Linked DNA regions of Homo sapiens: regions 1 and 3 are each linked to region 2. Evidence: chromatin loops called from intact Hi-C (ENCODE). Cell type or tissue: Panc1. All regions are shown on one strand. Each heading gives the region's core, and the rest is flanking DNA. Links, peaks and the distances in the headings are about the cores only.

Evidence for each region. Hi-C counts contacts between places; a loop is a spot of excess contacts. Peaks named below come from ENCODE experiments on the same cell type or tissue, not always from the same donor. Only the 100,000 strongest peaks of a DNase experiment are listed, where the experiment ranks them.
Region 1: a loop joins it to region 2, with 4 times the contacts of the local background. A loop is called at or near these places in 39 of 110 quality-filtered maps.
Region 3: a loop joins it to region 2, with 2.3 times the contacts of the local background. A loop is called at or near these places in 11 of 110 quality-filtered maps.

What each region holds. Positions count from the first base shown.
Region 1 is chr11:102,338,206-102,344,334 of GRCh38, forward strand. It overlaps BIRC3 (baculoviral IAP repeat containing 3), which reads left to right. Exons shown (of 9, transcript NM_001165.5): 9 at 1-1,198. Among named protein-coding and RNA genes, the nearest start is that of BIRC2, 5.9 kb to the right of the region's middle. In Panc1, for the core only: CTCF peaks have their summits at 3,731 (motif pointing right) and 3,965; a DNase peak (open chromatin) is centred at 3,755; H3K27ac peaks cover 4,370 bases.
Region 2 is chr11:102,662,771-102,668,899 of GRCh38, forward strand. The region is part of intron 1 of MMP20-AS1 (MMP20 antisense RNA 1); the gene reads left to right. Among named protein-coding and RNA genes, the nearest start is that of MMP20-AS1, 25 kb to the left of the region's middle. RefSeq lists an enhancer at 585-754. In Panc1, for the core only: CTCF peaks have their summits at 1,762 (motif pointing left), 1,964, 3,776 (motif pointing left) and 4,044; a DNase peak (open chromatin) is centred at 3,761; H3K27ac peaks cover 853 bases.
Region 3 is chr11:102,610,295-102,616,423 of GRCh38, forward strand. It overlaps MMP20 (matrix metallopeptidase 20), which reads right to left. Exons shown (of 10, transcript NM_004771.4): 3 at 1,461-1,609. Among named protein-coding and RNA genes, the nearest start is that of MMP20, 12 kb to the right of the region's middle. RefSeq lists enhancers at 5,016-5,517, 5,518-6,017. In Panc1, for the core only: CTCF peaks have their summits at 2,874, 3,090, 4,388, 4,591 and 1 weaker place; a DNase peak (open chromatin) is centred at 2,877; H3K27ac peaks cover 4,581 bases.

The sequences.
Region 1 (6,129 bases), core at 690-5,689, 320 kb before region 2:
TATAGAGGTATTAGGTCTTCAAGAGCAGAAGTAAGACTGTAATAGGGAATACTCAGGGGAAGGCAGGCAAAGGCTAGTCATCTAAACCAGTTCTAGATGTCTGTATAGGGGCAGATGGCTCTGTAAGGGCAGAAGGGAAAGACCCCTTCATAAGGGTCACAGCTGACAATCCTATAACAAAAGACAGGTTAACAAGAGAAAAACTTAACAAATTTATTTAATCACAGATTTACATCACCGGGGAGCCTTCGTAATGAAGATCCAAAATTACAGGGGAAACTGTGCATTTTTATGCTTAGGTTTGATAATGAATGGACAGCCCTGAAGAATAGTGATTGGAAAAAAAGGATATGATCTAATGGGAATAGACACAGGTTGGGGACCCAGCAAGGCCTGTCTGTTCAGATTATTCTTGGTCTCTGTGCAGCATTCCTTCCTCCTGGATATAGGGCAGGGCCTGTATGGGATGGGGATATTATAACCTGCTATCAAGCAAGGTAGGTCAGAGAATTTATTTATGGCCAGCTCTTACATAGTTAGGTGAGGAAAGATTAGAGTACTATCTTTAAGATGTAAGTCTGGCATTGTGGAAAGATGGTTCCAGTTTCTATGACCTACCTTGGGGAAGAGGAATTCAAGTTTCTGTGGCTTGCCTTCAGGGAGAATGAGGCTGAGACAGGAGGGCAGGATAACATCAGAGAAAAACTTTGCTTCTGAGGCCTTCACTTTGGGTTTTCTGAGCCCCAACATCTGCTAGTGTTGTAAAGAGAACAATTAGGGACCAAGTGAGGGGAGGAAAGAATCCATCTCTGCATTCTGATGCTGGGAGACTTATTTCCTTGAAATGCAATTGATTTTGCCTCTGCTAAGAGGCTCTGCTGGCTACCCATGTACTAGCCAGTGTCCTGCATGGGTGCTAGGCTGAATTATTTGTAATTGTGCTTAGGTGATTTGTAACTCAGGTATAGGGTATTTAAATAGTAGGCACCCTTTTTGCACCATGTGTTTTTTTTTTTATCTAGTTCTTGTATACTACAGATAATATTTGAACTTTGTCATCTCACTGTAAAACTTTTGTTCATTTCTCATTATGGTAATAAATAGCTATTATAACCAACCCATTTATTCAAATATGTTATTTCCCTAAGTGTTATTTTGACATTTTGTTTTGGAAAAAATAAATCACCATAGATAATAATGGTAGATCTATTTGCTGACCAAATGTCAGATGTTTTCAGGTGCTTGACATGCATTAATCCATTTGATTGCCTCCAACCCCACCTACCAGCCAACGTGGTCTTCAGTCATTGGGTTTAAACCTCAATATATTAAGTGTGATCATACAGGACTTTGCAGCAGGCTTAATTTCATACTTCAGCCATGCTCATTATAGCTTCCATTCCAACCTTTCTCTTAATTTCCTTATATCGCTTGATACCATTAGCCATTAAGTTCCTTTGTGGTCACAGGCAATGTGATTGAACCATATTCAGCTCCTATTGGAGAAGATGTCACCTCCTTTTGTTGTCTTGCACATCATAGTAGACACTATGTATGTTACTAAGAAAATTCAAGACCAGATGCAGTGGTTCACACCTGTAATCCCAGAACTTTAGGAGGCCAAGGCAGGTGGATCGTTTGAGTCTAGGAGCTCAAGACCAGTCTGGGCAACATAGTAAGACCATGTCTTAATAAATAATTAAAAAGAAAGAAAATTCCAGGCAAAACAGATGTGATGTTTAAGAGATTCACTATTTTAAAAGCAATACAAGTACGCTTGAAACAAAAAGGATCAGTGGGTCAGTATTACTCAATCTCTTAAAAACTACACCCACTCCTGGTCGGACGTGGTGACTCATGCCTGTAATCCCAGAACTTTGGGAGACCAAGGTGGGCGGATCACCTGAGGTCGGGAGTTCAAGACCAGCCTGATCAACATGGAGAAACCCCGTCTCTACTAAAAATACAAAAAATTGGCTGGGTGTGGTGGCACATGCCTGTAATCCCAGCTACTGGGGAGGCTGAGGCAGGAGAATTGCTTGAACCCAGGAGGCAGATGTTACGGTGAGCCGAGATCACGCCATTGCACTCCAGCCTGGGCAACAAGGGTGAAACTCCAGCTCAAAAAACAAAACAAAACAAAACAAAAAAAACCATGCCCACTTCTAAATCTTGAGTCAAGATTTAGGCAAGGTCTCATTTGCAGAGTTTGTACTGTGCAAATAACAGGTATTTTTTCAAGTTGCACAATATTCCTGCTCCTCCTCAGGTCAACATGTCCCTTGATAGTCTTCAACTTTATTTTCTGCCACTCTACCCATTGCTCACTGTCTTTCAGCCACCTTGGTTTTCATCAGTTTCTAAATATGTCAAACTCTCTTTTGCTTCAGGGTCTTTGACTGGAATCTTCTTTCATTCACTCTTTCCCTGGCAAATTCCTACTCATTCTTCAGGTGTCAGCCTCCATGTTACTTTCTCAGACTGTCTTTCTCTGACTTCTCCCATCTAGATTATATCCCTTTGATAGTCTCTTTAGTAGACCCTTTGTTCTTTTTCTTCATAACACTTAACACAATTTATATTTACAGTTTTTAATGCCATAGTCTGTTGTCAAATTTTCCACGAGGACAATAATCATGTTTTCTGTTCACCATTATATGTGTAGCACTGAGCACAGGGCCTGACAGAAAAGACCCTTATTGAGTAAATGAATGAATGAATGGCTTCCTGTGAGTGAACATGGAATGTGAGAGATTTCTTCCTCTTTAAATACCACTGCTGATAAAGTACTAAGGCAGAATAATTGATAAAGTAGATCATGGGCCAAATTCTGCCTTTAGATATCAAAAGGAATCTTTAGAGAGGAAAGATCACCCTAGTTTAAAAGGATTCATGTAGGAGATGGGAATTGGAACTGATTTCTGATGAGGAGGCATGGCATTTCAACTCTGGAAAGAGCATAAGGTACAGATATAGGCATTAGAATCTTAATAACAACAATTAACTGACATTTATTTACTTTTGGTATTTTGTTTTGTTCTTGTTTTTGAGACAGAGTCTAACTCTGTTGCCCAGGCTGGAGTGCAATGGTGTGATCTCAGCTCACTGCAACCTCCGACTCCCAGGCTCAAGTAATTCTCATGCCTCAGCCTCCCAAGTTGCTGGGATTACAGGTGTGCATCACCACACCTGGTTTTTGTATTTTTAGTAGAGACGGGGTTTCGTCATGTTGGCCAGGCTGGTCTTGAAATCCTGGCTTCCAGTGATCCACCCACCTCAGCCTCCCAAAGTGCCGGGATTACAGGCGTGAGCCACCACGCCCAGCTTGATATTTATGGAACTCAAATGTACTAAGTGTCTATATTCATTATCTGATTTGAGACACTGTAATTTAGGAGAGGCAGTAGCACAGGAATTGAAAGTTCAGTCTTCGGATTCCAATCACAGCAGAGTAAGCTTGGGCAATTATTTAACATCTCTGTGCCTCTGTGGGCTTAGTCCCTTGCATGATTGCCTTCTGGAAATCCATAGGAAAGGCTTTTCCTGGACTTCCATCGGCTTTTGGGATCCTAGAATTCTTTTTTCCTTCCTTGACAGGAAATATGTACAGGAAGAACAAGGTCCTCTCTGCCTTGTGTTTGTCAGTATTTCTTGTGACTATTTTCTCCTAAACATAAGGTTTTTCTGAGTTCAAGGATTTTGGGGCTGATCAAAGAAGAGATGTGACCACAAGGTGGCAGTAGCATGCAACAAGCTTTATTTGGGTGGTGCTTGACAGACTGCATGTAAGGAGGACATCCCTCACAGCTGGACACCTTCCAGAGGCAGAGGTGTATGGCCACCATGCAGAAGGGGAAGAAGGCAAGGGAACTACTCCTGGGGTAGGGGAGAAGCAGAAATGGGGTTTATCTGTCTAGGATGTTGTACAGCTACAAGATAAGATAGGGAGTCTCTGAGTTAGAGAACTTGGAAGGGCAGCAGAGGTTTGGGGTCTTTTATAGCTCTATGCTTTGTCTTATCTTTGGTTAACAGATGCCAGGTACGGTTTTATCTTTGGCTAGCAGGCAGACTCTAAATGGCTAAAAACATGGCCATCTGAGCTATGTGTGTGTGTGTGTGTGTGTGTGTGTGTGTGTATGTATATATATATATATATATATATATATATATATATATATATATACTTTTTTTTTTCTTTGAGATGGAGTGTTGCTCTGTATCCCAGGCTGGAGTGCAATGTCTCACTGCAACCTCCACCTCCTGGGTTGAAGAGATTCTCCTGCCTCAGCCTCCCAAGTAGCTGGGACTACAGGCATGCACCACCATGCCCGGATAATTTTTGTAATTTTTAGTAGAGATGGGGTTTCACCATGTTGGCCAGGCTGGTCTCAAACTCCTGACCTCAGGCAATCTGCCTGCCTTGGCCTCCCAAAGTGCCGTGATTACAGGCGTAAGCCACTGCACCCGGCCCATCGGAGCTACATTTGAGCAATTACATGGATAAAATTTTGAGCTTAGATAAGGTAAGTTTTGAGCTAATGGTCCCAGACTGACGTGAAGAAGCAAACAATATGCGCCCAATATACTCAGGCCGTCTTTAACACCTTTATTTTCCTAACTTTTAATTCATTGATTTTTGAAACTGGAGTTGCTGAAATTCTAATTTACATTAAATTATTAAGGTTTACTAATTAAGCCTTTAAATAATATTTCTGTAAATTTTTAAAACCTGACTTTTGATACAGATGCCAACATTTTAAAGCTGTCTTGGATTTTAAGAGTCTCAATATTATCTATAAAAATCTTTTTAGCAATTACCTTGGCTGAGTGCTCATATACAAAATAAACTGATTAAATCAAGGGAGCTATTGGATCCTCTCTAGTTCCAAAACCCTAATGAAGGGTTTTATGAAAATTAAAACCCAAAGTCTTACCACAGAAATATAAAGTGACTTTTTTTTTTTAAACAGATGAAAACATAATGCTTGGGATGCCTGCAAGTGACTAAAAGTTGGAAAGGGAAGTTCTGATGTGACCCAAATTTGTAAGTTCTTAATGTCCTATTTGAATTTTTTAAAAAATTCAAAAATTCAGGAATATATGCATGTCATTTGTGTACATACTGACAAAGACTATCTCTTTGACCAAACTTCTGAGCCTCTTCTGAGCCCTCTTCTTGACTAGGCCTTGACTTTGGGCCCTACCCCACCTGTAATTGTCGGCCTACCTCAGTCTTAATAAGAATCCTGTCAGTTTAGTGAGGATCCCGCCACTCTGGGTATCTGATCAAGTTCCTCATTCTCCACTTCTGAAGTATAAGCCCTTAGCCTGCCTTCAGCAAGAATCCTACCACCCCTGATGTCTCCTTTTAGTACTTTTCTATCCACTGACCCTCCTTACTCTACCTGTTGGTTATAAATACCCCAGCTGTCCTTGCTGTATTCCCAGTTGAGCCCAATCTTGCTTCCCTATTACAATGTTTTGATTGCACAGTCCTGAATAAAGTCTTCCTTACCATTTTAACAAACGTCAGAATTTTTTTTTCTTTAACAATACCTCACAACCAATCCTAACATTCTTTTATACTCACCTAACTTAAAAAATAAATAAAACATTACATATACAATTGATGCATAGGAAAAGTTTTTCAATCCCATTCATAATATAGCAATAAAAAATGGTAACTGAACTGAAATACTATTTATTATTTAACAGGTTGGCAACAATCCAAATGTCTGACAACTTACTCCACGGATGAAGCTGTGGGAAAAACAGGCACTCACATACATTGCTGATTGGATTGCAAAATGCCAACATACTCATGGATGGGTATGTGGCCATATTAGGCAAATTTATGTATGGATTTACCATTTGAACTAACTTCTGGGAATATATCCTAAAATAAGATGTGTTCCCATGATTATTCATTACAGCACTATTTGTAATAGCAAAAGGCTGGAAACCACCCAGATGTCCATCCATAGGGAAGTAGCTGAATATATTATGGTACTAATTTTATCTATGGCTGGGGAGCTTATTCAGGCTGGCTCCTTAGTCTTTGACACGGCCCTAACAGTTTTTGGCTGCTTTCTGAATTACATTGTTCAAGTTGAATATATTATGGCACAT
Region 2 (6,129 bases), core at 778-5,777:
AAGCACTTAGAGGCATCCTGCTGGCTGACTGACAGGGGCTAAATGCTAACTTCAGGTTTAATACACAGTCATCACATTAAACAATATTTACTTGCCAGGATCCTATTGTGTCTGGCTGTTACAGCTCCTTGATGTTTTTCTACTCTCCTTGCCTGGATGTCCTATCCAGCACATTGTCTGTCAGCCCTTTTAATTGCCTTTTTGATGACCCTAAGTTCCCTGTGTGTCTCCTAAGGTGCCATCACTGCAGAATCAGGAGAGTTGCCAGTCTCCTTCCTTGCTTACTTACTGTGTCTCTTGGTAAAATATGGCTCTCCTGGTTATCTGGTAAAGTAATGGCGGTGGGAGGAAGAAGAGTTAATGGGGCATCATCTCTGAAAAGTTGAGTAGATGGGACTAGACAAAGAATGGCAAATATGTGGCCAGTCCCCTCACTCCAGGCTCCTGGGCCTACGGTGCACAGAGAGCATGGCGTTATTTCTTGTTGTGTCCAACACAGTAATTATTCTGGGCAGCCATTTTCAATTCGTCAAAATTGACATAAAAATTGAAGGCTACTTATTCCTGGCTTAGATTGCTTTTAAAGTCCTTTTAATTTATAAGTTAAGTGATTACTTTATTCTTGTGAAGTGCATATAAGTAAAAACAGGCTAAGTAACATGGCTTAGTACCATGTACTGTGGAATATATAATATTTTTACTAATTACTGTGGAATATCTGATATTTTTAGGTGAAATGTGGACAAACATTTAACTATTGTAAACTTATTATGTGAATGAGGAGAATTAGTGAACACATCAAACTTATTTGTGAAAATGAAATGAAGTTTAGATTTATTAATATATTATATTTATTTAAAGGAAAAGGAGCCAAATTAAAGGTTATTTGGTAAATAATAGTACAGGTATGGCAAAAATCACATAAGTAGATTCAAATCCTTGCTTCGAAATGTCCTGACCATGTGAATTTGAGACAGATACTTAATCTCTATGGACTTCAGCCCTTTCACTGGTTGAAGGAAGAAAGTACTGCCCGCTTCCAGTGTTGCTGTAAGTATGAGAAGTAATGATATAGAAGCGGGGAAGGGAAGTGCTGGGAAGGGAAGGGCATGGTCCCTGGCGAGGGCTCCACCCTTGGCCTGTGCCCAATGACCTAGGTGAGGACAGATACTCCAGCCTTCCCGCCCAAATGTTGCATTTCCCAAGACCACCCTGGCCTGCCATGTCCCCATCATGTGCCTATAAAAACCCTGAGGCCCTAGCAGGCAGACACACAAGCTGCTGGAAGTTAAGAGAAACACATCGGTGGAAGAAGACACAAGTGGCTGGACATCGAGAGGACATGGAGGGGACCATGCTGGAGGAAGAGCACACGACAGATGCTGGCAGGCCAGCAGGCCATCAACAGGTGGAACAAGGCGGCAGTTGGAGAAAAGCCCAAGCCGCCGAGCGGCCCAACTCCACAGGAAAACCATCTCTCTTCTGGCTTCCCCATGTGCTGAGAGATATGTCCACTCAATAAAACCTTGCACTCATTCTCCAAGCCCATGCGTGATCTGATTCTTCTGGTACACCAAGGCAAGAACCTGGGATACAGAAAACCCTCTGTCCTTGTGATAAGGCAGGGGTCTAATTGAGCTAACAGAAGCCGCCTACAAACAGCTAAACTAAAAGAACACCCTGTAACACATGCCCACTAGGGTTTCAGCTGTAAACATTCACCCCTAGACACTGTCGTGGGGTTGAAGCCCCACAGCCTGCCCGTCTGCATGCTCCCCCTAGAGGCTTGAGCAGTGAGGCACTGAAGAGGCGAGCCACTCCTCCATTGCATGCCCCATGAGGGGGGCAAGGGAAGTTTTCCCGTTTCAGTAATATATGTCAAGTTTCTAGCATTGTGACTGACATATAGCAGACACTCAATAATAATCAGAATTAACTAAATGCTTACTATGTGACAAGGTTGTTCCAGAGCTTTATCTGTATCATTCTAATCCTCCAAAAACCTTTATGAGATAGGTACTATTATTGCTACCTTTTTTGCCAGGGAAGAAACTAAGGCACGGAGAGGTTAAGGTGGTATAATTTCCCAAGTCACAAGTTAGTAAGTGGTAGAAGGGAGATTGAACCAGGTGGTCTGGCTCTAGAACCTCCAGTTAACTATATTCTAACATCTACCATTTTAAGTACAATCTGCCATCATGTACTGAACGTTACCATTTAGGGGCCTTTCTCCAGGACCCTTTAGGTGGTCCCAGACACATGCTAACAGGGGCACCGAGGGACACTCAGCCTGGCTGGGAGTGGATGGGATGTATGGGGGACTAATGAAGGGACAAGCTGGTTACTGTTAATGATAGAGCAAGAGGCTCGGATTGTTTTTGATGCATAATGAGAACCAAGTATAGGTATTGATACGCTGATGAAAGTCAGGGATTTTTTAAGGTACTGGACATAAAAAGTGACATGATCAAGGCCCGCTAGTCTAGAGGTGAAGCAGCTGGCTAACTGCAGTAAAGAGGAACAGATGGTATGAGATGAGTCTACATGAAGCACAGCAGAGACACAAGGGGGAGAGGGTCAATTCTGCTCTGAGAGGAAGGGGCAGGGAAGGCTGCATAAGGAGATGATGTAAGCTGGTTTTACAAGGTCCTTGGGAGGTTTTGAGCAGAATGTCATGGCCAGAAACATGCATTTCATTAAATAGCCTATTTCCCGTCCACCAACTTAGGAAAAGGAGGGCCTGACTCCGGGTGGCGGCAGTGAGAATGGGGAAGAGGAATACAGAGGCCGACTTGAGGTGAGATTATCAGGAGATGATGATTATATATGGGGCCCAAGGGGAGTACTGATCTGAAGTCCAGGGATTGGGGTGCCTCTCTCAGGGACAGTTTATAGAAAGAGAGACTGCATTTGCTTCCATCCGAAGCACCTATGAGACCTGAAGGTGTAGATAAAAGACTACAGGAAAGAGATGATGGGTTTTGGGAACAGCTTTCTCTCCAGAAGGACTCTATTAAAAGGCATGTTATTGATAAGGAAAGAAAGGGGTCACTCTTGACTTTTACCCATCATCTCAGGTTAGTTTATTGTCACTGAAGGCCCCAAGAACGTAGGAGATGAGATGTGATTTCCAGAGGTGACGGGTGGGAAGCCACCTGAAGCTTCAGCCCTGCATTAGCAGGACATTGACCATCTCTGGTTCACTTGCATCTTGATTTGCTTTCTTGAGAAGAGGGAGGGTGTCTTTCCAGCTACTGGACGAGCAACTTTTGAGAGTCCTGGGTATTCATTTAAATTTCATTCAGCCAATGTTTACTGAGCACTTACTACATAGGAAGCATTATTCTTGAGGTTGAGTGTGCTGTATGAAACTAAAACAGCCCCCACTCTCCTGAGACTAACATTATGGAGGCAGGGAGCTAGTATGTAAACACATAAAGGAGTGGGCTGCACAAATGTCTGGAGGGAGAGGGTCTGGGAATATGGGGCAGTGAGAGCAAAGACTCTGCGGCAGGAACAAACTAGGTCAGATGAATGAGTTACTTTGTGGAAAAAGTCTTGAGTTGCTCTTCTAGACAATCACTCCTTCTCCCACTCCCTTGAATTTCGGGAAGTGGTCCCTGTATTTCTTAGTTACTAAGTGAACAAATTATCTTTGAGAGACCAGGGTATGGTTCTGGACTGCTTTGTAATTTAAAAGTTAGCCTTGGTGGTGGCCTCCGGGATTTTATGGTCTTTGAGCTCAAATACCCTGGGAGGCAATTGCCATCTAGTGGCAAGGAGAGAAAACACACCTGGTAGCTTGGGAAAGAAAAGAAGTTTCTTTAGGATATCAAGCCTGTAGCTCGTCTTTCAATCTTTGGCTATGAAATGACTTTGAAAATTTGCTAATTTTCTACTTTCTCAAAAATTCAAGAAAGTTGAACAATTGGCCCCAAATTAGTTACATTTCCAACAGAAAACGTCATTTCTTTGACATGTGCTATGCATTGTACATATTTTCACATTTAATCTCCACAGCAACTCTGCAAGCTGAACAGTTTTATTATCCACATCTTGAATATGAATATATATAAGATTTAAATAACTTTTCCAATGTCCTAGAGCTTTTAGATGACAGAGTTGGGATTAAACCCTAGTCTTTCTGAGGACAAACTTGAGTTACATTGTCTACCTACCTGTAGGTAGCTTTGAACGTGTGCTAAAGGAACTAGTTCTTATTAGACATCAGCAAGTGTTTGCTAAAGCCAAGTCAACTAAATATTGTTATGAAGAAAATGCTCAGATCTAGGATTTATAGAGGGAAATTACCGACATAAAGTTCAGCTGAGCACAAGGAGCTTTCTAGCAATTAGATCTGCCTACAGTGGAACAGGATTCCTTAGCAGGCAGACATGCATGGGTTGCTGTGGGGGACTGGCAGAACACAAATGTGTTTTGTTTCATCCAAGCCATGTCTTGTATACATTTGTATTTAAATGCTTTGTCTGGGTGTTATTTCTTGTTTGCCACCATCTCAATCTTTTCCTAAATAATACACCTGGCCCTCACATATTTACTTTACCTTCCTGGTGTGGTAAGCATTTAGGTTGATGACCACTGAGTGACTGACAGGTGTTTAAGAGGATATCCTATCATATATTTGATGGGTTACCAACACTATAAAACTATCCTATCAATTTTTTTAATAGGAGTGTTAATACAAATAACTTAGTCTACCATTATCATAAACTTTTTTTTTGCACAAAATAGGTAAAAATGTAAGGAAGAAGAAAAGATAACAACAATAACTGGCATTTATTGAGTAATGTTACTCTCAGTGACCATAAACTCTGATTTTCTGAGTTTTGAGCTCGTTATGCTTGTTGTTTCTGTGCAATTATTAATACAGTCCTCTTTCATGTTAAAAATATCCTTTACTCTGGGTTCCCCCAGTCTGTTCCCCAGGGTCAGCCTTTGCTATTAGTATCTTGTCCTTTACTTTGGAAATTTCTGTATATATAAATTATATAGGCATATATATATATATATGCATATGTACTGGCACATATATATGCATATGTACTTGCACATATATATATGCATATGTACTTGCACATATATATGCATATGTACTTGCACATATATATATGCATATGTACTTGCATATATATGCATATGTACTTGCATATATATATATGCATATGTACTTGCATATGTATATGCATATGTACTTGCATATGTATATGCATATGTACTTGCATATGTATATGCATATGTACTTGCATATGTATATGCATATGTACTTGCATATGTATATGCATATGTACTTGCATATGTATTTGCATATGTACTTGCATATGTATATGCATATGTACTTGCATATGTATATGCATATGTACTTGCATATATTGCCTTTCTGAAAGAAAAAAGTAAATAGGACTACATTATATGCATTGTTCTTGACCTTACGTTCTTTTTTAATCTAGCTTGCCTTAGAAATTTTTTTTCAATACACAAACCAAATGTTAAATTTAGCATGAATGTATGGCTGCTTTTTTAAAACTTTTAATTTAAAAATGATTATAGATTCACATGAAGTTGCAAAGATAATACAGAGGTGACTCATGTATCCTTCATCCAGTTTTCCCCAATGATTACATCTTACATAATCATAGTACAATATCTAAACTAGGCAGTTGGTACAATGTGTGTATATTCTCTGTCATTCTATCACATGTGTAGATTCATGGAAACACTGTTGCAATCAATATCCACAACTAGTCCATCACCATGAAGATCTCCTTTGTGCTGCTTTTTTATAGTTACACCTGTCCCCTGGCCTCCCACTATCCTTAAACCCTGGCACCGGCTAATCTGTTTTCTGTATCTATAATTTTGTCATGTAGAGAATATACAAATGGAATCATAAGTCTGTGACTTAAAAATTTTTTTAATTAAAAAATATATTTAGGGGGTACAAGTGCAGGTTTCTTACATGCCTATATCGTGTAGCATTGAAGTCTGGGCTTTTAATGTACTTATCATCCAAATAGTGAACACTGTACCCAACAGGTAATTTTCTGTCCCTCATCCCCCTCCCACCCTCCTACCTCTTGTCGTCTCCAATGTCAATTCTTACAATCCGTG
Region 3 (6,129 bases), core at 690-5,689, 53 kb before region 2:
TTAACTGACACATAGGATACTGTGGACTTTGCATGTGCCACAGATTACAAAAGGAGAACGACTGGGGCGGGGCGGGGCGGCGGGGGGGCGGCATTCGATAGCAAAACCTACCCCACTGATTGGAATGTGAACCTGTTAGCAGAATGACCTTTCAAATTTGATTCAGCTGAGACAGTGATAGTGAATTGAACAAGTGTGTGCTTTCTGTTTCTATAGCACAATACAGTTTAAGGAAGTGTCAAAAATCTCTCTGTAATTTTGACATACTTTCATGTGGAAAACATATGAAAGTCATAAAGGTGTTTATAAAATCCTAACTTTTAAAGCTTTTTAAGTTTTTGTTTAATTATCTATTTTAACTAACAATTCATTACAAATTTAATAGAAGAGGAGGAGGAAGAACAAAATAAGGGATATAGTTTACCACTTAAAAAAATCTTAGTAAGGATACCCAGTTTTAGTTTGTTTTTTTTTTTTAAAAAGCCGACAGAACAAAGTTTTGGTATGGCATTTCTCAGGTTTCAGTGAAATGCAGTCTACTCAGGTGCACACACCGAGGACTTCATGCAATGGCAGCACAGTCCCTGGTTGGCTTGTGTATTAGGGGACAGACTGTAAGCTTGAAAGATCAAGAGAGAGCCAGACATTCATTCCTTGGCCTTCAAAGCTACCCCGAGTCACACTGCTTTCCCTGCCACTTCACCAGGGGTGGCCTTTCTCTTCTGGGAGGAATAGGACATAACCTGGGCCAGGTCACGCCCAGGGCCATTTCTAAAGGCTTTATTCTCAGGACTTGCTTGATCTTCTTTTTTCTAGCTCCTAAGCATGTTTTCCCCCCAGTGACATCAGATTAAAATTAAGATCTGGGCTTGAAATGACAAGGACACTAGAAATGTTATCTGAGGAGGGTGAGCAATGGAATGGAGAAGAAGTGGGAAAGTTGGAGGCAGACCTCTTGCATATCTCCCAGAAGGTGGTCTGCAAGTGTGGGCAAGACAGAAACGATACTTTCCTAACCATTGCTGCAGGGGGAAAGCTGCTTCAAGGTCACTGTGGAAGGTATTTGCTTCAGTGAGGATTCATGGTAGGATATCCTTGGCTAATATAGAAGGGGTTATATAAGTGATAAACACTATCATGGGAATGGATGAGGTCATGTGGCTAACGGGAAAGCAAAATCTGCAAGAATTTGTCCCCTAGTGGGGCAAAGTCATAATGAAAGTTTGTTACAGTGAATCTACTCTACAGCTGTGTCTGATGATGACAAGACATGCTAAGAACTCCTTTGGTTCTATTTTCTGGCCAGATGAAGATCATGGCTTTGCCATGGTCTTGGCCTTGGCCCATCACAGCACTGTGCGAAGGAGGAGTGTGTGATCACTCGAATTAAAGATGTAGAAGGAACAGTATTGGGACAACTCTCCTTTGAATTAGTAGATGGAATCCAAGTACCACAATACCTCCATTTTCAAAAGATATCATAATATCCGCTTCTCCTGAGTTTATTCTGACAAAGCTCAGAGGGACGGCGCTACTCCAGGCCTGCAAGGCCATCTCCACTGCTTTGTCCACCTCGACAGAACTCATGGAAGGTGTGTATTTAGATATTCTGTGAAAACGGAAGGAACATGTTTTCTTTTCAGTAACTGCTCCGAAGAAGGCAAGAATTATATGTTGTATTCAAAAAATGTTAAATGTAAATCTACAATTTAGATTTTTCTCTGAAATAATAATTCTTATTTTGCTTTATTATATGTTAAATTTCTGCATATGAAACAACAAGACAAATGAAAGGGAGAGATGAGAGACAGTTGGGATAATCCGGTACTGAAACCATTTAGCTTTCATTGTTATTATACTACCACCGACTTAAAAGAATAAAATTTGTGGCCGGGCGCAGTGGCTCACGCCTGTAATCCCAGCACTTTGGAAGGCTGAGGTGGGAGGATCACTTGAGGTCAAGAGTTCGAGATCAGCCTAGCCAAGATGGTGAAACCCCATCTCTACTAAAAATACAAAAATTAGCTGGGCGTGGTGGTGCAAACCTGTAGTCCCAGTTACTTGGGAGGCTGAGGCAGAAGAATCATTTGAACCTGGGAAGTGGAGGTTGCAGTGAGCCAAGATCGGGCGACTGCACTCCAGCCTGGGTGACACAGTGAGACTTCACTCAAAAATAATTAAATAAATAAATAAGATAAATAAAACTTGTGAAATGTTACAGGTAGTAAGTAGTCAATTTTTCTTAAAGTCGTTTTCATTGAGAGAGGACCTCTTTTTCCCCAAAGGGACTGGATGTTTTCAATTATAAAAAATAGAAATGTGGAGTTTTGAAGTTTTGCTAATTCTTATTCAAAGCTCCTCAGGATTTCCCCAGGGCTATTGGGGAAGGTTTTTTTTTCCCTCAGAATAATGCATTCTTTTCTTTTTTCTTTTTCTTTTCTTTCTTTTTTTTTTTTTTTGAGATGGAGTTTTGCTCTTGTCGCCCAGGCTGGAGTGCAATGGCATGATCTCTGCTCACTGCAACCACTGCCTCCCAGGTTCAATTGATTCTCCTGCCTCAGCCTCCTGAGTAGCTGGGATTATAGGTGCCCGCCACCACGCCGGGCTAATTTTTATATTTTTGGTGGAGACGGGGTTTCACCATGTTGGCCAGGCTGGTCTTGAACTGCTGACCTCAGGTGATCCGCCCTCCTCAGCCTCCCAAAGTGCTCGGATTACAGGCGTGAGCCACTGCCCCCAGCCCAAAATAATACATTCTTAAAGAGGAAGGGCTAGCTTTAAAAACGGAGGCTCACTGGAATTGAAAAAAGGGTGAGCCTTTCAGCAATTACTGGTGTGACGATGACACCTGAAGGCAGAAAAATGTAGTGCTTTTTGGACTGTGGGTGGAGTCAGAGTTGGTGATTGTTAGAACTTTCTGCTCTGAAGCCCAGGGTCTGGGGATTTCTGGCAGCACACAAAGGAAAGGCAGGGAGGGCAACTTCTACCCGAGACCTTGGGCTGGGCTGGAATATGATGCAAAGTGAGAAGCTGTGTCTGTGAGAGCCAACCCCATGAGCAGGGACCGGCCCTGCTTTCTCTCTCTCTCTCTAGCTCCTAGTTTAGTGCCTTGCACATAGCAGATGCTTAGCAATTGCTTGATAAATAAATGAATGAATTAAAGAATTAAAGCTAGCTGTTTTAGGGCCCACTCAGTGGCTCTCGAAGTTTAGGACCTGTGATAATTACCTAGGAAGCTTGTTAAAAATACAGGTATGATCCAGAAATCTGTGTTTTGAAAGGTATCTTAGGTTATTATAATGCAGATGGTGCAATTTCAATGAGAAACCAACAGCAGTAATCCTAGGGTCCCAAATGAAAGGACTGTGCCCACAGAAAGGATAGCAAATAGCTCAATTCAGGACTTGAGAGGGAAGGAACAAGGAGCTCTTTAACCCCAGGTTTGGGGCCAAAAGAAGAGAGCTATAGAATTGAAGGGGGATACCAGACAGACCCTTAAAGGGACTATTTAATGCTTTCAAAATATGCCAAGCCCACTGCATAATATGAGTCTGCAATTTATCACAACTAGGTGGACTTAGTACTTTGACATGCCCTCGCATTTTTGGTAAGTCAGCCATATCTTTGAGCTGACTTTGTGTGTTGGCCTGGAGAAGACAAGGAAGGAGAGAGGGATAGCACCAGAGAAGAAGAGAACATGGAAAAAGGGATCCCCGAATCAGGGTCTGGAGCTTGATAAAGCAATAGTAATACTAGCCAATATTCTTTGAAGTCACACTATGTGCTGTTGCTGTATGCACTTTTTAATGTGGCATTTATCTAATCCTCACTTCGACCCCTAAGAGGAAGATCATCATCATCATCTACATGTTATGATTAGTCAGGTTTGAGCCCAGTTCTGTCTGACTCCAAAGCTTATGCATATAAGCACTATGCTGTATTTTTTTTCCTTTTGTAATCCTCTGGGTTATGTTGTAAGAAGTTATTCTGAAAGTCAGTAGCTACACAGGCAGAGTACTGTGATAGCCTCTAGTGTCCTTTTTCATGGGGAGGCGATGGTAGAGTTATTGGGGAGCAAGAGTGGATAGGCAATGTGTGTGTTGAGGGGTTTTTAAGACTGCCCAGCTTATCACAAGAATATTATACTTCCCTAAGCATCACATTATCTTGACCCAGGCTTCTTGTCTTTGTTGTACATAGTCATGGACTAAAATTCCAGAACACAGTTTACTTTAAGAAAACTATGAAAAGACTCTGTCGATGCGTACACATTTTTCTTGTCTTATTCTTACTATTTCAGAATCACTTTTGTGTTCAACTCCTATGAGGTTTTTCTCCCCCAATTGCTTTGTTTTTTTGTTCAGCCTGCCACCTTATGGATTTATTGGCTGATAGCAGGTAACAAGTGGCCTAGGGGATTCATGACTGTTCCCTGGATTCTGGCCCCTCCTTTGATCAAATGGACTCACTGGTGTGCTGGAACAGGTTAACAAGTGGCTCTACAAGGAGAAAAAAAAAAACCCACTTGATTTGCATGACTTGCTGATTTCTGTGTTGTAAATATTCTCACTATGGCTAATTCAAGCTACCAACTTACCATCACTGAATGCCAGGTTGTGAAGAGATGAGCATGAATGAACCACTCAGATTATACAGATGTACATAGCCTCATGAACAGAGAAAATAATAAAATGTAGTGAAATAAGAGGCAATATGTTATTACCTTTATTTTTAATATAATTTAATATAATTTATTATATTAATGTAATTATTTAATATAATGTATTTAATATAATTTAATGTAATTTATTAAATAATTATACCTATTAAATAATATAACATATAATAATAAATAACGTATTTTATTTATTATTATAAAATAATGTTTTAATAATATATTATTAATAAATAGTATTTTATTTATTACTACAAAAATATATTTTAATAATAAATATAAATATGAAATAATATACTTATTTAATATAATTTATTTAATATAATATAATTTAATTTATTTAATGTAATGTAATATGATTTATTTAATAGTAAATTTACATAATTTAACAATGGCTGTCTTAGCAACCAGCTCACAAAATTCTTGGGAGCTTAACAAGTGGCTGCAAAATTCCTGACATTTTAAGGATTGGCTTCTGTGAGCTATTAGGCGGCAGCTCTACCATACCACTGCTTAGACTATTGCACGAGTCCAGCCTTTCCCCATCTCCAGTTATCATCTAGATGTGCTCATCCTAAAAGGGAAATCTGATCCTGGTCCTGGCCTGGCTCTCCACCGCCCTGGGGATAAAGTCCAAACTCCTTGACATCACGCTCTAGTTGCCCTTCAGGCTGCCCCTCCAGCTCATTTCCTGCCATTGCCCTTCCTGCACCCTCTGCTGCAGCCGCATGCACTAGGCACTTGTGGTGGGAATGCTGCCCATCAACATGCCAGTCTGTCCACTCTCTGCTGCTATATGCTTGGTCTGGTTTTCTCCTTAGAAAACTCCTTACATGTGCAAGGCCTGGGGCAGGACCACAAAGAGTGGAGTCCACTCTTCTTTTCTGACCTGCACCCATCTGTCATGCATGAGGCCCACGCAGGCAGGCACCATCCACCCCTACCTCAGGCTGAGGGGCAGGTACCATACATAGTTTGCCCTTGGTTGGACCAACCTGGGGAGGAAGTCTGCGCTGGCTCCCAGAATCAGGTCTGGCTGTGGGAGAGGGAATTCCAGACTCCGTACCCTGAGCACAGCAGGGAGGGACAGAGGTTCTGGTTGGGTGTGTCCCCTTGGTTTATAAGGGATGAAGCCAGAGGATTAGGGGAGGGAAGAAAGAGGGCAGGGAAGGAGTGAGGGGAGCTTGGGGCTAAGAGTGGAACTGCTTCTGCTTTGCCTTCGAATCAGGCTCAGATGTTACTGCTGGTCCCTGGGCCACTTGGTAGCTCTGTCCATGTGAACTGTGGTCCCACAGTTCACTGCTTAGAGCTATGCTTTTGCACTTTTCACACAGAGCTACAGCTGTCTGTTTGCATGTCTGTCTCTCCTTAAAGGACTGTGAGTTCCCTAAGGTCAAGAAAGTTGACCTGTTCACCTTTATAACCCTCAAATGGAATGCATTTCTTGAATCATC